Linked DNA regions of Mus musculus: all the other regions are linked to region 2. The links are chromatin loops, found by intact Hi-C in ENCODE. Cell type or tissue: heart. All regions are shown on one strand.

What was found. Peaks named below come from ENCODE experiments on the same cell type or tissue, not always from the same donor. Only the 100,000 strongest peaks of a DNase experiment are listed, where the experiment ranks them.
Region 1: it touches region 2 in a loop (6-fold over the local background); 34 of 42 quality-filtered maps call a loop at or near these places.
Region 3: a loop joins it to region 2, with 6 times the contacts of the local background. A loop is called at or near these places in 21 of 42 quality-filtered maps.

Annotation. Positions count from the first base shown.
Region 1 is chr8:91,016,533-91,024,532 of GRCm38, reverse strand. It overlaps Chd9 (chromodomain helicase DNA binding protein 9), which reads right to left. Exons shown (of 40, transcript NM_177224.2): 26 at 2,664-2,767; 27 at 1,601-1,718; 28 at 939-996. Among named protein-coding and RNA genes, the nearest start is that of Gm39221, 39 kb to the left of the region's middle. In heart, a CTCF peak has its summit at 4,543 (motif pointing right); no DNase peak of the experiment used is centred here.
Region 2 is chr8:90,825,065-90,833,064 of GRCm38, reverse strand. It overlaps Chd9 (chromodomain helicase DNA binding protein 9), which reads right to left and starts at 4,230. Exons shown (of 40, transcript NM_177224.2): 1 at 4,151-4,230. In heart, a CTCF peak has its summit at 4,257 (motif pointing left); DNase peaks (open chromatin) are centred at 14, 1,974, 3,504 and 4,264; H3K4me3 peaks cover 1,751 bases; H3K27ac peaks cover 1,516 bases.
Region 3 is chr8:90,951,859-90,959,858 of GRCm38, reverse strand. It overlaps Chd9 (chromodomain helicase DNA binding protein 9), which reads right to left. Exons shown (of 40, transcript NM_177224.2): 4 at 3,145-3,476. Among named protein-coding and RNA genes, the nearest start is that of Gm39221, 100 kb to the left of the region's middle. In heart, a CTCF peak has its summit at 4,929 (motif pointing right); a DNase peak (open chromatin) is centred at 4,428; H3K4me3 peaks cover 2,105 bases; H3K27ac peaks cover 1,955 bases.

The DNA of each region.
Region 1 (8,000 bases), 190 kb before region 2:
TTCCTACTGCTGGGAAGTCCTCTACTGCTCAGCTCTCAGCACGGTCCTGTCCAAAGCCCAGCTCCTGCTACATAACCGTTCTTCTGACCAGTTTCTGCCTGAGTGCTTTCCTGAAGAATCCCTACAGGAAGACTTTTCCGGGGAAAGTGTCCGTGGCAACTGTACATCACACTTCCAGCCACGTGCAGCAAGGTCTCTAGGAAGGCACTCCTGTGTGGGCACACACTGGCCGTGTACTCCCACTATAGTCTGGAGTTTAGACCATACCAGGAGGAGAACCCTACTTGGGGGCTCTGAGTACAGGGAATGTTAGATTACCTCTCCCTTAATTTTTTTTACATTTATTTATGCATTATTTTTATTCATCAATATATGCATGCATGTGTGCATGCCAGCCACGGTGTATATGGGTATGCCACAGGAACACTTCCCTCAAGTTTGTTCTTTTACCACCATTGAGGTTTCGTCTTTAGAGTTGGCAGCGAGCATACTCCCAGGCTGAGCCATCTCAGTTTATCTGATGTCTCCTCGTTCCTTGCACTCTAAGCTGAGCTCTCATTCCTGAAACCCCACGATTGTAGCAGTGACTCTCCACACTGTCTTGCTTTCTTTAAATTACGATGGCATTTTAGGATCTTGCTAGATGCTTTCCTTTCATGCAGTCCTTCTCAATGGAGGTATAGTTTCGATGTTTTTGTGTTTACCTGAGTATCTGCTTTTACTTGGTTTTCAAGTTTTGTCCCAAGATGCTATACTTCTTGGTTCTAAGAAGTATGAAATATAGGCAAACTGCATTCCATGTCCAAGCCAGTTTTAATCTAGCAGTGGATGTCGGGCAATCCTAAATGATTATTCGTGATGTTCATCAATTTAAATTGATCACTTACTTATAAGGAATACCTAATAATGAAGTTTAAAAAATGTGATCCAAAACATACCTCAATATCATCTTTAAAGATGGCTGGGGCAGGCTTGTATTCTGGATCTTCCACATCCCTGTTAGAATAACACATGTTCTCATTATTGTAATAGACTGATGATTTCTCGGCTTGTCTTAGAGGTCAATTTGATTCTCAGCACTGCAGAAAAAGTAGTGCGATTTGGTACACACTTATGAGCCCAATGGTAGGAAGGTACAGATGGGGGGTTCCTGGAGCTTGTTCATTTACCAGATTTGCCCACTCCCTGAAAAAAGGCCTCTCTCTCCCAAAAAAAAAAGGTTGGCAAGAGCTGAAAATAACACCTGCAGTCGTCCTATGCACTCAATGCACGTGGTCTTGCTAACACCCCCCATCCCCCCCCAACACAGATAAACCTTGAGTTGTAAAGTAAGTTTAGTGGATTAGAGCACTTGCTGCTCTTGTAGGGAACCCAGGTTTGATTCGTGACACCCACAAAACTGGTTCTCAACTCTCTATAACTCCAGTCCCAGGAGATCCAAAGCCCTTTTCTGACTTTAGGAGCACTAGGCATGCAAATGTTATCTATACATACATGCAGGAAAATTGCATAAAACAAACAGTAAACAAATCTAAAGACAAAGATGAACCCCACAGACAGGGAAAGCAAGCCCATGGAGCCAAGTGTGACCCACACATACCCATCCATGTAGTCATTGGCTCTCTGCTCAGCAGCGACAGCCTTGTCGTCAGGCTTGCCCACTCTTTCCAAGAAGCACAAAGCTGGGTCTGCTCTGATCGTGTTGTACTTTTCATAACCTGGAAGGACCGCCAGTTATAATGATTCAGAGGACAGAAAAAAGTTGTGAAAACACAAGGGTTCCTTATATGCACAATACTGATATTCTGGGATTAAAGGAACATTATATTTAAGTAATACATGCTAAATATGCTGTCTTGAAATAGTCACTAAATATTACACGGTCAAACAATATCACAAATTTTTTAATGTATCTGTTACAAAGAAAAATAGAGGGAGGGCCCAGTGGTTCAGAGAGTTCCTGCGCATGTAAAAGACCCAGGTTCAGTTCCCAGGACCCATGTTACGCTGCTAACCACAGCCTTTAATTTCAGCTCCAGGTGATCCAACATTCTCTTTTTAATGACTTGTGCATTGGACGCATGTGAACACACATCATTAAAAAATCAAATCTTAAAAAAAAATGCCACAGCAACAACAATGAAACCAGAGCTGGAGATGGTTCAACAACTGAGAGCACCGCTGACCTTGCTGAAGACCTAGGTTTGGTTCCCATCACCCACAGAGTGGCTCCCAGCCATCCTAACTCAGGTTCAAGGTCATCTGGTGCTATCCTCTGGCATCTTAGTGTATCAGGAATGCATGCAGAGCATACACACACACGGAGAAAAAGCATTTGAATGTATAAAATAACAATAAATACACCTTATCAATCAAAAAGAATAAACTGATCACACACAGAATCGATGCAACTCTTCTAAGAGAGAAATCTGTGTAACACTGAAAGCCCAGAGGGCAAGTCACATATACCACCATCTCATGAGGATTTGATTTTAGTTTGACAATCTATGGTTTAATGATTACACGTGTGTGTGTGTGTGTGTGTGTGTGTGTGTGTGTGTGTGTGTGTGTGTGTAGTAAAACTGTAAGTGAAAACCAATAAACTAAAAACCTGGGAATTCCATTATCCACAGAAAGAGCTCTCCCCCTCACTCCTTACTTACCGTGCTTAAAAACCCCAATAAGAAGAGACTTATCAGCATCAAAGTCCCACCACGCAGCAGGAACCTCGGAATGGTCTGGCTCTGGCACCCACACATCAATGTCACTTAAAAACAGCACAACATTATGAATTTTATAAATGTGTATAAAGGAGGCAAGAGGTATAAGTGGTGTTAACAGCAACAAAGATCTCACAGAATGAACTAACATTATGTTCAGCAAAGCCAATGCGTCTCAGCAAGGGCTACTGTCTGGTTCTCCTAAGGCAGTCTTCTCGGCACTGTCGCCCCCCCCCCACACACACACACAGAGCACCTCACTGGGTTAATATAGCAGTAAATAGCATTGTAAGACAAATCTTCAGCTGAGAACACCAGGTTCTGAGAGGTCAAAGGAAGTGCTTTGTGCAAAAGAACGCTATGGCTCATCTCAGATCAGCTTTGTTAAGATCACACTTAAAAATGTAGGGTTTTAATTCATAATTTAATTAAATCATACAAAGCACTACTTTAGTATTAATATGTAAATATATATTAATTTATATATATTCATACTATTCAGTAAAAAATGACAGTGTTCAGATTATTACAGACTCTGACAAAAACCCATAATGCCTTGTCAGTTTGTCTTTTTTTTTTTCCCCGAGACAGGGTTTCTCTGTGTAGCCCTGGCTGTCCTGGAACTCACTCTGTAGACCAGTCTGGCCTTGAACTCAGAAATCCACCTGCCTCTGCCTCTCAAGTGCTGGGATTAAACGTGTGCGCCACCATCACCTGGCAGTTTGTCTGTTTTTATAACAGCGAGCTGGCAATAACTCGTCTACTCCCTCCCACCCCATGATACCATTCTCCCTGAAACGTTCTCCAAATGATGCAGGTGACATCACCTGTAGGCCTGTTTATTTCTTTGATGGTAATTTAGAACAAGTATAGGATAAAAGATACATTCCTAATGTTTAATAGCTAGCGTGTGTGTGTCCTGTATGTGTCCATGTTTCCTGATATTCAGTAGTCAAAGGGTAGAAACTGAGTGGACTACACTACAGAAAACAAAATAGACTAAGAATTTTACTATTTGATTTCATGACACTATTAATTTTTAAGGAGTCAGAAAACTAATCTAATACAAAGTAATACTATCTCTGTCTGATCACTATCATTTCCTAAATTAATTAGCAATTAATTTAGATCTTAACTGTTAAGTTTCCTGGTAATAATTAAGTTCTATGCCAAAAGTTCTTTAATAATTTGGCTGTCATATAAAAACAAGCTGACAAATGTGCTCCTGGAGCCGACAAAGACCCCTTCATGTGACCAGCAACAGCTGTGAGAGAGAAGGCACATACAAAGAGTTTCCCGAGGAGATAAAGGATGATGAGTGGCTCAGCTCTGTGGTTCGCAGTTGTCTTCAGAAGGGCTTAGCCCATGGGGAGAAAGAACTCGGGGGATGCGACACTGATAATCTGTTAGCACCTTAAGCAGGTACTTCATTGTATCTCCGCTATGAAACAAACCAAAACTGAAAATGTTTCGACTGAGTAGAGAAATAGAATGATTTTTCTGCACTTTTCAAAAGTTGAAAAAAAGATAAAGAAACTTAGCTAAAGAAAATATTTATTTATTTATATTTTTTAAAGATTTATTTATTTTATGTATATGAGTACACTGTAGCTGTCTTCAGACACACCAGAAGAGGACACTGGATCCCATTACAGATAGCTGTAAGCTACCATGTGGTTGCTGGGAATTGAATCCAGGACCTTTAGAAGAGCAGTCAGTGCTCTTAACTGTTGAGACATCTCTCCAGCCCAAAATACTTATTTTTTGATGGAGTTTCTAACTCAAAAGGAGGAGAAATGGGATCAAACAATGTCCCTTGTCCACCACCAGGTGGCGCTTTAAGCCTGGCTCTTTGTGATGAAAAGCTTTGCCCATGCTCCTGCTTGTGAAAGCATCAGTCAGTATACATACAGTTGGTAGTTCAAACCGAGTGCCACAGGAACATGAGGTGTTTGTAAACTGTTAGCAAAAGGGATACAAGACAGACTCACATGTGTTGCTGGGTTTTTCTGGTTCTTTATTGTGTTTTGTTTGGTTTTTGAAGGCTGTGCTATGCTATGGAGGCAAGGCTGATTAGAATTCACTATGCAGATCAGGCAGACAGGAAACTTTTGTTCACTCTGGTTCAGCCTCCCAAGTGATTGATTTCTGCCTTGAAAATGATGTGGTATTTCCTGCCTAAGGCCCTTTAAGACTTCCTAGGTTAAATCTTCCATTCAAAATATGCTTAGTACCAATAACTGCAATGAATTTAAACGGATGCCCTTGACTTTGTAAAGAGGCACCTGCAGGAATTCCTGACCAATAGCATGATGCAGTATTGGATATGTGGCCCTATGTGGCCCAGCACAGACTTGGAGACACAGAAAGACAGGCTTAGTCCATAGAGCTGAGGAAAGGAGGGGTTAGCAGAGAAAGGAGAAAAAGAAAATGTTCTAATCATAGTAACCAATCGTGGCAAGTATAAAAAGGTAAAATTAAAGTAAGAGGTACAGACTTGAGATAGAGATCTGAAAACATTAGAATAGATATAAAACGTTAAGCCACCAAGATGACAACCCCAAATAATGAAAGCTAAGTGGTAAGTGATGTGTGATAGTTGTTCTCAAACATCGCATTGGTGACTCTAGAATGACCTGAGGAGTCATTTGGGTTAGGGGTTATTTGGATTAGCGTAACAGAGGGGAAAAGCTACTCACTCTGCGGGGCACCATTCCCTATGCCTGGACCCTAAGCTCTAGAGAAGAAATAGAGTTGAGCACAGGAGTTTACTACTCTCTGCTTCCTGGCTGAGAAAGTAACATGGCCAGCGGCTTCAAGTTCCTGACATAAAAGAAGTGAGTCTATGACATCAAAAGGAGTATTAATATGGTGGAAGAGACACTGTGTTCAAACGTGATGCATTTTGTGTACAAATTTGTGTTTAAGGTGGAGGAGATGTAAACTTAATAAAATCCAAAGAGATGTATTTATTTTTAAAAAAGAAAAAGAATAATCAACAGAACATTGACTAGGATACCAAAAGTAGGTCAGTAGGTCAGTCATAGCCAGAGGAAAAGAGGCAATTAGTCAGCAAGTATTTATTGAGTACTTAACAGTTTAAGATTCTCCATTCTACTTGGGGAGGAGAATGCTCAGGATTGAGCCTAGGTCCTTATGTGATAGGCAAGGGCTCTATAGAAATCGATAGTCCCAGCCACAGATGATAATGTATGAGAATACAATGATCAATAAGACAGAAGTGAATTACAATGAAAGAAAAAGTTTTGAATAGCAAAGGAATTAAGAGACATTAAAATAGATGATTGGATGTACTTTAGATGGCATGGCAGGAAGGCCTACTCGAGAGGACAGCAGTTCTGCTCAACTTTGAAATATACACATGGATAGCTCTCTTTTTGTAATTTCCATTATATGTGTATCGGTGCCTGCGTGCTTGTCTGTGTACCATTTGTGTGCTCTTGGTGGCCAGAAGAAGGTGTCAGACCCCCTGGAACTGGAGTTGGAGTGCTGTAGCTGCTCTGCAAGGCTGAGAGTCTAACCTGGGGTCTTCTGGAAGAGCAGACAGTGTACAGAACTGCTAAGCAAACTCTGGAGCCACTTACATGGACAGTTCTTTGGGAGATCTGGACAAAGCATATTTGGACCAGAACAACACAGTGTGAGCTTGACCTGTTGGATGAACAGAAACAACAGAGTGGCTGGAACCAGAGTAAGGGGCAGAGTGAAGGGAGTAAGAGAGGTGTGGGCTCTCCTAGGTTCTAGAGCCTGGATTCTGCTTTAGGGGGACATTTTGAAGAGATGTAACAATGCTTTGGGAAAAAAAATCACTCTAGCTGCTGATTGAAGAACAGAGTGTAGAGAGATTGTGGAGACAAGAATAGTCAATGAGTAGGTCTCAGCAGAAATTTACAAAGAGAACTGAAGCTAGACTAGAGGTTTAGAGAAGAGAAGGAAGGTGCCCACTTGGCCCATTTTTCATGGAGCTCGAGGAGTTAAGTCTTCTTTCATGGAGGAGGAAGAAGACTCGAGAATCACAGCCATGAGCGGGATTCAGTAATGCTGGAGAATTCTTATGAGAATGCAAGGAATTGGTGGGTAGAGGAAGCACCATGGATACCTATGAAAGACAACATTTTAAGAAGCAAAGAGAGAAAGAACAAAGGAAAGAAAGAAAGAAAGAAAGAAAGAAAGAAAGAAAGAAAGAAAGAAAGAAAGAAAGAAAGAAAGAAAGAAAGAAGGAAGGTTGGTTGACTGTGTAACTGTGTATGCTAAGAAATACTTTTGTGCAATCATGTTAGAATGGGCTGATGATAAAAAAAGTGCAAACAAAGAAGTAGAAACAGAAAATCCAGGAGCCTGTTGCGAAGGGAAGCATTAAAACAGAGATAGACACTATGGAAGTTCTTTTCCTTTTATCATAAGTAATATGAACACGTGTGTACGCAAGAGGGAGGAAGGATGGGGAAGGAGGAAGAGAAGGGCCCAGGAAAGAAAGATTACTTCAGAAGTAAGGCTCTTAAATGAACAGTAGAGAAGGGCTCCAAGGCTGTGAATTGGCGAAGGAGAGGCAGGTAGGTAGCATGGATGCAGGCTGCTCTTGACTGGTTGTGTTCTTCAATGAAACAGGTCATTTTTACACATTGTTGGTGAGTTGAAAGGGTGCTTTGAGGAAACAGGTAAGGAAGAAAAGAAGTTTCCAAGCCAGCATGGTTAAACAGTCTGTTCGTTCCTTTTAATTTTGAATAGTCATGGCTTTGAAATGAATTCATTTCCCATTATGGGTGTTTTCCTAGCCATGTTCAGGTGCTTAGAGGAAGGCAGGAAGTAGGTAGATAACTTAGCTTTACCCAACCTGAAGTTATACTAGGTGCATTAAACAGTGAGACAGGCAAGCAATGGGGTTGAGGAATTTAGTATCTTAGGGAATAAAACTAAATAATAAGGGAAAAAAGGAGGGACACAAAAAGGTAATGTCTAGTGACTGAGTGGTGCAAAGATGCCAAATGAGGTCAGAATTCTAAGGACAAGTTCCCAAGCTGCAACTGAGTTGGAAAGGCTGAGTAGTGATCAAAAGTCACACTGATGGGGTTGACAGGGTGGATCGGGCCTACAAGTGCACGTGTGTCTGTACCACAGACACAGGTCAAGAGCCTGGGAGCCCAGGGTATTGTTGGGTTTCACGTGGCTGCCGTATTAGAAGAGAATGAGTACAGGAAAGTTCAGGTTCTACTTGGTGGTGGGAAGCTGAGGTTACGTGTACTTGATGGCTGGCTTACA
Region 2 (8,000 bases):
CAGGCCTGGCTCCTCATGGAAGGGAGTGCTAAATGCCAAGCCCAGGCAATTCAGGGACATCTGGGATCACAGTTTCTCCTTTCCTGTTGGCATAGCTGTGTGCCAGTGTCCCATGCCTGAGGCAGTTATCACAGAAGCTTGCAGTGAGCCACTGATAGCTTTATATGAGGAATACTTTTATTAAAAATATATATATATATGTGAGTTTCCTGCTTGGGGCCCTGGTAATCTCATTCATGTTTGGTGGCTTTGCTACAGCTTAGTCATTGATGTCTGTCCCAGCCAAACCAAACCACCAGCAGTAAGTACCTAAAATCTGCCCCAAAAGTCTGCTGAACACTATGCAAGACAGCCTGTAGGGGTGGGAGTGAGGTGGTGTGTGTTTGTGTGTGTGTGTGTGTGTGTGTGTGTGTGTGTACGTGTATGTGTGTGTTAGGGTATTGCTACTTATTACCAGAGTAAAAAAAAATTTTTTTAATGACATTTTTTCACTATATGGTCCAGGTTTACCTAACTTCCTACGTAGTTAAGGCTGCCTTTGAACTTGTGACCTTGTTGCCTTTGCCTCCTAAGGCCAAGGATTAAACTCATAAATCCTAACTCCAGGCACCCCAGCTGTGTAAGTTTTGAATATTTATTCTATCTATCTATCTATCTATCTATCTATCTATCTATCTATCTATCTATCTATCTATCTATCTATCTATCTACCTATCCTCTATTTATTTTTTTATGTATGAGTACACTGTCACTGTCTTCAGACACACCAGAGGAGGGCATCTGATCCCATTACAGATGGTTATGAGCCACTGTATGGTTCTTGGAATTGAACTCAGGACCTCCTGAATTAACCACTGAGCCATCTCTCCAGCCCCCTATCTACCTACTTTTGAGGCAGAACCTCTATGTAGTCCTGGCTGTCCTGGAGCTCGCTATGTAAACCAGGCTGGTTTCAAACTCACAGAGATCTACCTGCCTCTGTCTCCAAAGTGCTAGGATTAAAGGCATATGCCATCACACTAGGTGAGCAACTCTTTTCATAGCATAGGACATTGATAACATCAACCTGTCAAAGATGGAAAAGATCCTGGCCAGCCTGCCAGGATTACTGTGCTAATTGGATGAAATAAGATCTGGCCACCAAACACAGTGCCACCTGACCCAAGCTCCCTCCAGCATATTACTATTTTAGTGTAGCTCCCTCTGACCACCACAGTCCCCGGCCCTTGGGTCAGCAGAAATCTCTAACCTTACCCCGATCTTGGCCACTTCCAGACCTTTACACATTTGTGCTTTGTATCTAGGACACCTTATCTCGCACTTTATCTATACCCAAGGTCAATGCACAGTCTTGTTTTATGTTTACCTGTTTAAAGATCTGTGTGTATATAGTGCTGAAGATGGAACCCAGAGCCTTGTACATGCTAGGTAAAGTCCACCACCAGTCTACTTTCATATTTAATATATGTTGTTTCTCCACCAACAGCACCACAACCTTTGTCTGAAGAAAGATTTTCCAACATGAATTCTACCACAAAACACATAACTGACTTCTGAGCTTAGGGACATCAGGCAGCATCAGGATCAGGGACCATTGTTATCAGCCAAGTCACCAAGAAAAAGTACAAACACATACACACACACACACACACACACACACACACACACACACACACACAAAATTGTGGTACCCATTAGACCATAGAACAGATACTCGTTTATGCAAATAGCCTCTACATTATGATGGCCCTCAATACCCACAAACCTACTGGAAGCAGAAAATATTGTAGGCTGGAGGTACACTGCTTGCACCCAACCTGTTGAACGTGCTAGCTTCAGCAACAGGGCACGTCGGAGCCTGTAGGTGTTTCCCCTTCTGATCACATGGCTGCCTGAGAGAGGCAGCTCATTGCTGCTGCCCTGCATAACAAGAAAGGGACCTCCTACAAACTGCGGGTCCAGGGAAAGACCAAGATTGACAGTAAAGTTCACCTTGCACAAAACGCATGTGACTTTCGTATCCCTAGTAAAGCCCGAAAGCCAGAAGGGAAGCCATTAGAATAGAAATAGAATAGAATAGGAAGCCATTATTAGAATAGAAGCCAGCCATTGTTTGCAGATGGACACCTGAAGAGAGATGACAAAACTTTTTCTTGTTTGACCTCAGCTCAGGACAGGAACATTGGTTGACAACTTTTTCTTTTCTTTGTTTGTTTTTGTTTTTTTCAAGACAGGGTTTCTCTGGGTAGCCCTGGCTGTTCTGGAACTCAAATTGTAGACCAGACTGGACTCGAACTTAGAGAACCATCTGCTTCTGCCTTCTGAGTGCTGGGATTAAAGGTGTGCACTAACACACTGAACTCAGGCGACAATATTTTTGATGTTCTGAAAGGTTCAAATATGACTGTCAAAGTACCAGGGGTATTGATTTGGGGAGACACAATCCAATTTAGCAAGTCTTTGAGTTTGTTAAATATAATGTAGATCTCGTGAACTCCTAGCTGTTTTCATTGTTGTGTATGAGTTCATAGAGGGCTGATTTACCCCTCTCTGTCTTGCCCACATTTTATGGTTTGTGTCAGGAAGCCTACCTGGCACACAGTACGTGCTGGATAACGATTATATTTCCATTGATGGATTGAAGAAGTTCAGTGGAAGGGTCATGCTCGTGACCATGGGTTCACCCCTGGACTAGGTATCTGCTTGGTGTGTGTGTGTGTGTGTGTGTGTGTGTGTGTATGTGTGGTGTGTGTGTGTGTGTGTGTGTGTGTGTGTGTGACAGAGAGAGAGAGAGAGAGAGAGAGAGAGAGAGAACCTAGGGTCTCATGTATACTTAGCAAGCACTCTAGCAACAAAGCCACATTCCTAGCTCCTAGTCTGCCTCTGATCATGTTGATAACTTCCAGCAAGCCCTTTGGTTCCTAAGTCCCAGCTTTTGGGACATCAAAGTGGGGTATCTTAGCTCCCAGATGGGTTACTTCTGTCTACAGTACCTGCTACTCTGTGGATTATGATAAGAGTTGTGATGGTGCACAGGATGAACTGTGCCTGGCACAGAACTACTATCTGTAAACACAGGCTTTCAGTCTTAATCGTTCCCATAGCAACTCTTGAGAGTTTTATACCTCTGTACCCATTCCATAGATGTGGAAACTGAAAGTGAGGGTGATTGAGTGAGTTTATTTAAAGACACAAATAAGGGAGGGCTGGCTCTGGAGAGTCCAGGCTCCTGCTGCTAACACTTGGCTGTTACATAAGATTCACGGGGCCATTTTTTACTAGTTACAAAGTCGTCGTCCACCCCCCCCCCCCGCCCCCGGGTGTGCTTGGCTCCATTGATCAGAAGGATGAGTGCAGCCTGGATCCACTCCTGCACTCATCTGGGATTAGAGTGGGGGAGAACCCCTCTCTCCTCCTATCCACTTGGGGAACCCTTTCATACTGTACATGATTTGATTGGCTCTCTTTTCTCTGGCACTTCTGAGTTCCACCCTTTGGGGTAGGGTGTTGGCTTGTCACACTGAGTTTGACAGCCCAAAGGCAGAGGCAATTGCTGGTTGAAAAGGCAAGAGGGAGGGGGAGGGAAGAGAAGCCTTCCGGGCTTGTAATAGGGTCTTCTCTAACTCTTTTGGTCAAAGAGCCCTTGAATCTGGCTGCAAGCTGGAATCCCCTGGGGGAAGTTTTTAATAAAAGCTCCCCACGTCCAACTCAAACCAATTACATCTGGGGCTCGGGGTGGGGGTGGAGGCATGGAACCCAGACAGCAGCATGCCTTACTATCCCTTAACCAACAATCAATGCATGCCCAAGTTTGAGAAGTGCTGCGATCCTGTTCTCCCCTCAGCTCAACTGGAGGCACCCTAGGACAGCAGTCCCACCTTTCTGTGTTGAAGACTTGCTGTGTGGGGGCTGGGCGTGCCTTCCGGAGGCCCAGGCTCGTGAAGGATGTCTGAGTGCGAGCCAGGGACCTGGGGTTCTGCTCAGCTTAGGCCCAGCTCTGGGACAGCGGGGCTCCAGGTCCTCTTGGGGCAACAGCACATGTGGCCGCTCTGTCCTCGTTGGTCATCAATGCAAACCACAAACGAGGTTGCGCGGCGGCCAACCCACCCCAGCCTCAGACATTCTAGGGACACGCCCGAGGAATCCTTACCTTAGCTGCCGGCGCTGTCCTCCAGTCCCCGGAACCCTAGGACTCTGGTTCCATCTGTCTCCCTCGCCGGCGCCAGACAGGCGCCACTAGAGCGCAGGCACCACCTAGTGGCCGTAAGATGGTAGCGCGGGCAGGGGCTGGGAGGTGCGAGCGCAGTGCAGGGCGGAAATGCAGCTGGGCCTTCCCACGCTGGTGGCTTCCAACACCGCGGAGCCCGGGGGGGGGGCGCAGATTTGGCCTGGGCTGCACCACCTTCACCCCTTGGGGAGCGTGGGGAACGGAATTTGTTGTACTTTTTCTTGGAGGCGTGGAGGAGCTGTCAGGTCTGGGCCTCTGACCTGGGATCCACCCTGGGATTTTCCTGGCAGGGCTCATGGATCTTTCCTTTCCACCGTCAGCTTTCAGTACGCCCTAGTCTGGCGTGGCTTCTCCTTTAAACACCCTGGGAGCATCCGAGGATGCCACGGACTGGGTTTATTTCAAGCCCAGGGATGCCTATCCCTATCAGCAGTCCTTCACGTCACCTCCCACCCTTTCCCTGGTTTTCTGATGCCTCCATTACCTTCTGCTGACCTGTCTGTAACAACCCTGTCTGTACCAGTACGGGGGTGGAGTCCCGGAGACACAATTAGAACCCTTGGGATTTGGCCACCCAGGTGGTGTTTCTTCCGGAGGCTCATTAGCATGTCTTTGGCGGGTCGCCTGGCATCCCTGACTCCTTAGCCTCACATTCCAGCAACAACCTCCTTCATCACTGTGACGCCAAAAACACCCCTTTGGGTTTCCAAATGTCTCCCTGGTTGGAGGGAGAACTGCTCCAGGCTGAGAACTAATTAGCTGATAATTAAGATCAGATGACGCTAAATGAAGTCCACTGTCCACGGAAGTCCTATTACCACGCATTGTAGAGCTGAGGGGATCTTCAGGCCGGTCCTTTCCAGCAGGTTTCAGTATTTTCTTCTAACTAAGACATAGTGGACAGTGTTACAAAAATAGTGGATTTAGGGCTGGTGAGATGGCTCAGCAGGTAAGAGCACCCGACTGCTCTTCCGAAGGTCCTGAGTTCAAATCCCAGCAACCACATGGTGGATCACAACCATCCCTAACGAGATCTGACTCCCTCTTCTGGTGTGTCTGAAGACAGCTAGTGTACTTACATATAATAAATAAATAAATCTTTTTTAAAAAAAGTATAATGAATCCCTTAAAAAAAATAGTGGATTTAGAAAAAACAAAAAATTGCCGGAGTGGTGATTGGTTGTACTCGGGAGTCAGAAGCAGCGTCTGGTTTACATAGTAAACTCCAGGCTAGCCTGGGAAATGTCTCAGCAGGTATAGGCACTTGCCACACACACAGTATGCAAGTATATAATTTTTAGTGGATTATTTTTAAATGCTGGATTATTTAATGCACTCATGCAACCTTTATTTCTTCTTCTTCTTCTTCTTCTTCTTCTTCTTCTTCTTCTTCTTCTTCTTCTTCTTCTTCTTCTTCTTCTTCTTCTTCTTCTTCTTCTTCTTCTTCTTCTTCTTCTTCTTCTTCTTCTTCTTCTTCTTCTTCTTCTTCTTTGTTATTTTGAGACAGGGTTTCTCTATGTAGCCCTGGCTGTCCTGGAACTCACTCTGCAGACCAGGCTGGCCTTAAACTCAGAAATCCACCTGCCTCTGCCTCCCAAGTGCTAGGATTAAAGGTGTGCTCCACTACTGCCTGGCCTGTTTCTTCTTTAAGTGAATATTAACTGAGTCTCTATACCTCAGACACTGAGCAGACAAGGGATCCACTCAAGAACACCACAAAAGCTCTCCCACACTTACAGCCTGCACACCACAGTGAGCGAGACAAAGCAGACACAATACCAGCGTGGAGTAGGGAGGTGGACAGGAAGGTCACACCCAGCTGAGGAACCACTGGGGTTGATAGCTACCTGGAGAGGTTAAGTCATGGTTGGACCCCAAGGTATAGCGACCATACCCTAGGTAGGCTCCACATGCAAGAATAGCAGGCAACAGAAACTGGGGAGGGATACAGGGGAGGGGAGGGGAGGAGAGAGGAGAGAGAGAAAGAGAGAGAGAGAGAGGAAAAGGGAGAGAGAGAGAGAGAGAGAGAGAGAGAGAGAGAATCAGCAAGAAGTTGAATGAGTAGGATCTGGGAGGACCTGAGTGATGAATATATTCAAAATAAATTCTTGAGAATTCATATATATACATATATATAGACATATATACACAATCTTTAAATATACACATGTGTAATATATATGGAGAGAGAGAGAGAGAGATCTTATTATGTAGCCCTTGGCTGACCTGAAATTTAATGCATAGACCAGGATGGCCTGGAGCTTGAGACTTGAGATTTAAAAAGTGCACCACTATACCCAGCTTTAGAGAATTTATATAAAACATTATTAAAAAAAAATCTCACTGGGCGTGGTGGCGCATGCCTTTAATCCCAGCACTCAGGAGGCAGAGGCAGGCGGATTTCTGAGTTCGAGGCCAGCCTGGTCTACAAAGTGAGTTCCAGGACAGCCAGGACTATACAGAGAAACCCAGTCTCAAAAAACAAAAACGAACAAACAAACAAACAAACAAAAAATCCAAAAACAAAACCTCTGCCTTTTTCCAGTTTATATTTAATGTAATAGTCAAACACTTTGTTGTTCTGAGAATGGACCCCAGGGCCTCAAGCTTGCTAGGCAAGGACTCTACCCCTGAGCTACATACCTGCCTCATGTTAACACAGTTTACATGTGTATACACACACACACACACACACACACACACACACACACACACACACTCATTCAGCATGACAAAATTCAGTTCTTCACTGCCATGTACAGTATTGTAAAATGATAACCGTTTAATGGATGGATCCCCAGAAGCAGAAGTGAGGAGCGGTAGATACACAAGGTGCTAAGTCATATGGAAAACTTCTTTTAATCCTGCCAGCTCTCCCTGTGTCATGTGGTGATGGTGTCAACAGTGGAACTCCCAGGCAGTTTTTGAAAAGTCTAAGCCATGCATCCTGTCACCCCACCCAGCAATCCGCTCAGTCACCCCGTGCGTGAGCGCCTCCTTCACCTGTGGACTCTGCCCTGGAGCAATCTGCTCAACACGAACATCAGAGGTGGGGAGGCAGGTGGAAGGAGAGTCCTGTGGGCAATCAATGCCTAGAAGGGCAAAAGGCAGGGTAGTAGGTGTGTCACAGAGAAGCGGGTCCCAGCTTGCTCATTGCGGGGCATAGCCATGGTGAAGGTCAGAGAAGGCTGGCAGCCCTAAGGACAAGCTGGCAGGTGAATTCCTGTTCTTTCACTTTCAAAAACCTGAGTCACTTCCACTGCCCCTGCCCCGTCCCCACAGCAGCTCTCTCCTCTCTGCTATGCCCTGGTGCATGTCTGGGCAAAGTCCTCACTCTGGGAGGGAGTCTGATGCCTGGCGTGACCTAATGAGGTTAGAGCACCCAGGACTTCCCCTGGAAGCTCACCTATGCTTTCCTATTCTACTAACCATGGTGTCTTGGAAACTGCAGCTATCAACAAAGGTGTTTCCTCTTAGGTTTCGGCCTCTTTGGGGGATGAAAATGTTGATAGGTAGAAACAATGTCAATAATAGTAAGAATAGTGCCGCTGCCGGCCTGTAAACCCAGCAGGAGGGAGGTAGATGCAAGAAGACAAGGAAGTAGCTTTGGCTACAAGAGACCTTATCACAAAACAAAAATCTCACAAACACCAAACAGGAACACTAACAACTTTTTAAAAGATTTATTTTTATTTATGTGTGTGTCACATATGAACAAAACTGGAGTCGTTCAGCAAGGTAGTTTCCTTTTGTGAAAAGGGTGGGCGCATCA
Region 3 (8,000 bases), 130 kb before region 2:
CTTACCCACTGAGTCATCTTTCCAACCTCCAAATGCGCTTTTTACATTTATACTTAACCCTGTGGGCATGGGGAAGGCACTAAGATACTGTTCTCAAAATTATTGGTATCAATAATCTGGTACTACTAGAACAAGTCTAAAATTCATAGAAAATCTGATTTTTTTTAAAAAAGGAAATATTTACGTATCATAAAATGCTACTTAAATTAACACGAAATGATCCTCACCTAAATGACTCTCACATAACAATTAAAAACAAGGGCTGGGAGCTGGGCACAGTGCAGCAACCCTCCAATACCAGCACTTGAGATGTGGAGGGAGGCAGATTTCTGTGGGTTCCAGGTCAACCAGGCCTTCACAGTGAGACTTTGTCTCAAGAAAACAAAGAGCCACCCCTCCAAAAACAACCAGAAACCCCACAGCACCAACCAAACTAGGGCTGGGATGCAGTCCAGTGGGAGAGCACCTGCCTAGCACACCAAGGAGGGGCTTGACCTCTAGCCCTGCAGTAAATAATGGTGCAGAGAATCAACAAGTTCGAAACGATAAACGGCCTTATTAAAGGCACAATAAAGAAATATTCCCATTGGCTAACAGAGGAACTCTGCAGTCCACATTAATATATTTTATAGTCCATAGTGGGGAGATGGTTCAGTGGATAAAGTTGCTTACCACCAAGGAATAGTAACTGAGTTTGAACTTTAGGACCCGTATGGTGAGAAGAGAGAGCTGATGTCCATGGGTCACATGCACGTGTGCATGGGCACACACACACACACACACACACACACACACACACACACACACACACGCCACATATTACAGTGCTTGGGTTACATCCAGCAAAGCCCATACATTTTCAAGTTTTTTCCTTGTAGCAACCTAATTAATGTCTTGACATGTATTTATAACCAAGACAGAGAGTAAGCAAAACACAAAAAACTAAAACCAAAACCAAACAAAAAAACCAATGCTTCCAATACAATTGCCTCCAAATTTTAACTTAGGAAGCCTATATTTCACATTATTAGAAGTTAATATTAAGATTTTCTAATTTTAACTTGTTCAGAGATATGGGCAGAGAAATGTAGCCCATTCCTTTCTGCTTACTAGAGACTGGCATACTTGAGGGGCAGGGAGAAAAAAAAAAAAAGAAAAAAGTATTAAAGCAGTTGGTAATATAGTAAACATTTTATTTTAAATACTTACTTAAAAACAAGCAAGCAAACAAACAACTCTGAGAAAATGAGTTAGAGCCAAATAAGGTGGCATTGCCTGTAATCCTAGAACTGAGGAGCCAGAGGCAGAAGGACTTCACTAAGTTTGAGGCCAGTCTTTTCTACATAATGGGCTCCAGGACAGTATCAAACATAAAATAAAAATGAAAACGGACATCAACAACATCACCAAGAAACCACCCATTCTCCTTCCAGACAGCCATGGCAATACTATGATTTCTAACAATTCTAATTCACATTTTTAAAAATCCATGTTTCCCTTTGACTTAGTTATTCCCATCTTTACTTTCTATAAACAGTTACAATTTTTCTCATCAGTCCAATTTAGGTCTGGTATTACTTGTCTCTAGGTGCTTGGGTCTCTTTTATCCTCAGACTTAGAGCAAATAATAGTTATTATAGCTTTTGAAGCTCTCTACCAATTTTAATGTCACTGTTTTCAAAGTATTGTCCTTCTTAATGGCACATTTCTATGTCCATATCTCTGAACAAGTTAAAATTAGAAAATCTTAATAATATTAACTTCTAGTAATGTGAAGTATAGGCTTCCTAAGTTAAAAATAGATATAATTTTGGAAAAACAGGTACTTTCATTAAAAACAAATGAACAAAAACTCTTAAAAAATGAATGAATAAAGGCCAGAGAGATGACTCTGCAGGCAAGAGTACTTACTTCTCCTAGAGAGGACCTGGGTTCTGTGCCCAGAACCTGCATGGAGGCTCATAGCTGGCTGTACATGCATACTCTCTGGCATACACAGAAAGTAAATAAATAAATAAATCTAAATCAAGAATATCAGCACAATTTATGCTGTCTGTGAAGATGGCTGACATAAGGACAATATTTTTAAAAAGAAAAACAAAGGGGTAGAAATTGAACTTTGAATTCCACTTTGTCTGCAAATAGTGTATTACCAATAATAATTATTTATTGATGCATTATACACGAACAGACTGCATTTGTTTTGACTACATCGGGATGAAAATAAAGAGTTCAATGTGCTGGTAACTAAACAGCAATAATGCAAGCAAATGAAGAGTCTCTGGTCAGAGGGCTTCTCTCTCTGTTCTCTGTGTAAGTGAACAACAAAAATCCTACATTAGCTTACATAAAGCACTTTATGAAAAATTCTACAGAAAGCTTCAAAAAATGACTAGTCCTGTGAGAACAACCGTGAGCTAGCAGGGCCTTACATTATGCTCAACTTTACATACAAAGCCTGCATATATTTATATTTTGAAAATGTGCACACAGTCAAATGAAAACACATAGAATCGGCTCTGGCACTGAGGGGTTTGTCTAGCATGTATAAAACCTCAGTTGTAAAATTTAAGACAAAACACTAAGTCTGAGGATTCGATCCCTAACACTACAACAGATAGAATAATAAGACTCAACAGACAACTGGGAGAGGCGAGCACTTCTTTGCTCTATGGATTCTCCTGGAGCATTTAACACCTGGCCTCTTTATGACATAAAGTAAACCAGTAAACGCCTATTGTAACTCCCTACCAACAGTCCAGAGTTTTGAGCGGTTGGGTTTTCTGAGAAAATACTCTCTATTATGTTTTAAACTATTAGATGCCATGTGAGTTACAATGCCACTTGGAAGTAAAGAAATAGTGGAAGAATTTCAAATGTCTTTAAAGAAAGTGACTAATGAACTGTCACAAAAAATGTGAATTTTTAGTCCTTTCCCTTGCACATTTTGTTTTATTAATACAAAACACTGTGTTAACAGAAAAGTAATATTGGGAGACCCTAGACTATTACCTAATTCACTGAAAATGGAAATAAAATGCACACGGTAGACAGCAATGGAGTCCACACTCAAACCAACAGCAGAAAGAGGTTGGACCTCAGCAGGACCTGGAAAACATTACATTTAATTAATAATCAACTTACCCAATTTTTGTCTTCTCTTTCAACTTAGAATACGTTTTTGGTTTTTTGTTGTCTCTGTCTTTTGGCTTAGATTTCATCCTCCGACCTCTCTTTTCTTCTTTCCCTTCGACTGAAGCACTAGGAAAGTTCTCAGGGCTCATTACTCGCGGGATATTACGTTCCCCTCGCTCCTTTGCTCTTGCTATGGCCTCTGATATTATACGATTGGCCTTTTCTTGCTTGCTTTCTGATTCCACCCTTTTTCGTGGCTTCTTCTCAGACATGACCCTCACCTGGGTATTCTGCAGCTTAGTGTATGTCCCAGAACCATCACTCTTCTTGGAAGATGGAGGCTAAAGAAAAGAAAAATTATAAATAGAATATACCAAAGTATATTTTTAAAAAACTGACATAATGTCTGAAAAATTTAAGTTAAACAGCAGTAAAATGACAGAGCCGACATGTGAGTGACACAAACAAAGGTAGTGAGGCTCTGCTCACCTGGAAGTTAGGACAGAGCACAGCTCAGCTACTTGCAAATACAGGTTAAGGGGAGACAGATCGGTTGATACTCCTAATGCATAGAAATGTGGTTATTTCAGATTTTGTCCTGTGATTATTATTTACACTTAGGATGAAAGTCTTTTCTTTCATCTTTCTTCCAAAACTCAAAATTAATAAATTAAAAAAATAGCTATTGTAACTTAGAATCACTTCTCCTTAGAAAAAGAAAAACCCTGTTTTAAGACAAGAAAGAGAACACAAAATTATTTTAATGCAGCAGCATAGCTAGCTAGTTAGTAAACAGGCATTCTCTTATCTAAAATCAAAGAAAGTTTTAGTTTTCTCATGAAAGAGTTAAATGTGGATTTTTGTCTTTATTATAATTTTACTCAAGCTATTTTAGAAAGAAGCAAGCTTTTCAGTTTTATATTACAATTATTAATATTTTAGCAGTCTCACAGGAAACAGACCAAGAGCATTTTAAAAGAATTTCCTCTCCAAACACACATTCGTCCATATAGGCTTAGATCAGTTTTGCTAGGTTCTTACCCGTAAACATGACTGTGACTACAGCAGAGAAAAAACCCAGGAATTTCCAAGCACATTTTCATGCCGATTCCAGTGTGTTCTACTGGGTGTCTTTTCTATACCTGCCTCATCAAGATGTCAGAGCAGTGTCACAGCACTGGGGACAGAAGGACACGGTCTCTAAAATGCCACCTTAAGGCCTACAGACGACAACAAATAGCCCAGGCTGAGAAAACAGCACCCAGCTCAAGATGGCGATGCAGTGCGACTCCTGCCGCCGCTGCAGCAGCCAGTAACGAGGAGGGTTATTCAATCCCATTAGCCTTTTAGCCCAAAGAACCCCTCCTCCTCCCACTCATTCAGGCTTCACTTACCCTTCCTCTTGGCCTCTTCACTGAAGACATTTTTGGCGTCAGACAAAGGCTTGCCCTCTGCTTTTTCACCACCCCAGGCAGTGCTCAAGGAAAAAGCATTGAAAGAAGACTCCTAAATGGCCTATTTAGCAAGCTGCAACCGAGAGATGCACAGCCGTCCACAAATACACATTTTGATTTATCAACACATTCCTGCCTTGGCAAGTTTACGTCTGCTGTTCATCCTCTTTAGCTAGGATAAAGGCTGCAAGCCCTCCTACGAGCTCTTGCCTCAATAGCTGTAAGCAGATTCCAACAAAGCACAGAAAGAAATGAATGCACAAAGCATCAAAACGCATCAGCATGAATATTAGAGATGTCGTTAAAAATACTGACTCCTTCTGCGGAAGTAGGCCAGCAGATGGTGCTACCAGTTATTATTCCATTAGACTCTGCAGTTTAACCCCCAATGGACTGTTCTTCCCTCTGAAAGGCGTTAACTCTCAATCTGCCGCTCCCTACAGTAACGCATTAAAAATACCCATGAAAGTATGGTTTTTTTTTCTTTTCTTTCTTTTTAAAACATCTGGGAACTAAGACAGTGGAGAAATGGCCTTATGTGGCTGAATATTTTTTTTTAATCCAATGCAGTTTTTAGCAGAGAAAAATACTTTTCTTCACAAAATTATAATAAAACATTTAAACTACAAAAAGTAGCTGCCAATAAACAAAGGGTTAAAGAGCAGGTCATGCAAATGACCACTTCACAAGTGACTAGTTCACAATTAAGTCTCTTTTCACAGCAATAACCAAACAACTGTTACTTTTTAAATTGAGAAATAAAACTCTTTTTATTATCTCCATGAACCTATTGATTCTCCAGCAAAAATCTCAATCTCTTTGGCCTTTCCCCTTCATATTCTGTTTTAAACCTATGACAGATGAAATTTAAATTTAATGTCTTGTTAAAATAAATAAATTGACTTGAATTTGTTTTGGTTTTGTTCCCTTGTCTGAGACAGAGTCAACTTCTGCTGTCCTGGAACCCACAGAAATTCACCTGCCTCTGCCTTACCGTGCCTGAGGTTAGAGGCATATGCCACCACACCTGACTCTTGAATTTGATCATTGATAAAAGTTTTATATAGGTGTGTGTGTGAGAGAGAGAGACTATCTTAGTAAGCAATATCTGTCTTTAAATAGTTAAAACTTCACTACTTCATAACCCAAATTTATTTTTCTGTTGTTGTTTTACTTTTTTTTTTCAAGAAAGGTTTTCTTTGTATAGCTCTGGCTGTTTTGAAACTTGCTCTGTAGCCAGAACTCAGAGATCTACCTGCTTCTGTTTCCCAAGTGCTGGAATCAAAGATGTGTGCCACCACTGCCAGGCTTTATCTTTGCATTAATGCCCCCTTTACAGCTGTTCCTTAAAAGTCATCTGATATTGGTGTGAAAGCAGTGTTTTATCATAGTTCCTGTTGGGAAAACTAAAGGTTACAAGAGAAATGAAACTCTCCAAACTGCCCTGGAAGAACCAATCTGGACAGCATTGAGAGCAGAGTCAAGGCAGAGGAACCCCAGTCTCACTTAGTAATTAGTTAGTGCCAGGCAGTGTTCTAAGTATTTGTGGATACTAACTCATTTCATCCTGAAGAAAAAAACAGGTAATAACATTAACAAAGAGATGGAGGTAGCAAACTGGAGAGGACAGACACGGCTGTTGTTACAGAAGGACAGGGGGACAGAAGAAGGACAGAAGGGACAGAAGAGCAAATGACCACAAAAATATTGATATAAGCTAAAATACTTCTTATTTGGCATCAAGTACTATTCTCTCAGTTCCTAATAGTTCACATGCATTGACCCAGTTGACATTTAAGACTGATCAGTTTAGGTTCTGTACTGCTGTTAATTATTAATTTATAGATAGGGACACTTGTATGAAAGAAGTGACTTGCTTAAGGGTCCCACTGAGAGGAGCTAGAGAGATGGCTCAGCATTTAAAAGCTGGCTCCACTCACTGACTCCTCTTCCAAAGGACTCTGACTTAGTTCCTAGCAGTTCACAACAGCCTGTTCCTCTAAAAGCTCTAATGTCCTCTTCTGGCTTCTAGGCACTAGGAATGTACACAGTACACACACATGCATGCACGCAGAATACTCATACACACAAAATAAAATTTAAAAATGTAAAGATCTCATTGCTACTGGATAGGGGGACATAGATTAGAAGACAAGACATCCTCTTTAAAGAGACCATGCTTTTTAGCTATGCTATATGGGAAATAATTCAATCATAGTAATTTATAGAGATCAACTTAAAAAAACAAATACAAATGAGCAGTCTTCTCAAAATATCAGATTGGTAATAATGAAGCTAGAATGGATTTAAAAAACAAAACAAAACAAAACTCTTTCCAATGCCCTTTTAAAGATGCAGAGATCAATTAGGTAAGGATGCAATGTGGTTGAGCTGCAAGAAGAGTCAAAAGCTGGTTTCTGGACCAAGCTCTGGTATCAGAGAAGGTAAAGAAATGGGAAACCTAGTAGAGAAAATGTATGTGAATGTAATTCTTTTCATGCTGAGTTTCAAATGGTGAGCACTAAGATCTGGAGACTAGAACTAGAACCTTAAATAAACAGTAGTCTGGGTTGATCCTAGGTACATGACTCAAAACCTAATCAACATGAGCAAGGCAATATTTGAACTCTACACACACACACACACACACACACACACACACACACACAGAGTGAATCCCCTGCTGCTGTCTTTCTTCCCCTTATTCCCCTTAGGGCTCTCGTCACAGATCAAGGACAATTTCCAAGCCATCTAACTTTTCTGACAAGCTTCTTAGCAATCCCCACTATCTTACTGAAACATTATAACTGCTTAACAATTAATCTTATCAGTAGGATAGTGTGTGATCAAGCAGTTCTTCTGTTACTGGAATTTAAGACTTTATATTATATCCCCATAAGGTGGAAGTAATTTTCCAATTTATATAAAAATACTAACACAATGTTATCATTTTTGTCTACTTCTCAGTCTGCGTTGATCAAACCCTCTCAGACTCCCCTCAGTTACAGTTTGTTCTCCTCCTCTCTACAACCTTTGCTGTAGTAGCCCCCCATGATTACAGTGGGATCATGTGGGAAAATGTCGTCATTTAAAGTATTTGCGGATATGGAACATCGGATCTGCAATCTTTGTTCCATGAGATAAGGTAAAGTTTCTTGAATACACTGCAGTTTTTCTGGAGGTCTGTGGCACGGTCCTTGCTTAGTGTACTTCATGTCCTGGGTTCAATCTCCAGTGTGAAATTATGAAAGAAAGAACCAATTAATTAATTTCTCCAGCCACAAAAGGTAAATATATAAAGCAAATATTCCATAATAACTTGGTGCCAAAATGTAAAGGGATTTTAGTTGTTAACAGTAAGCTGATGTCCTCATTTTCATTTTTAGCCAAGGCTAGCCTTACCTAGACATC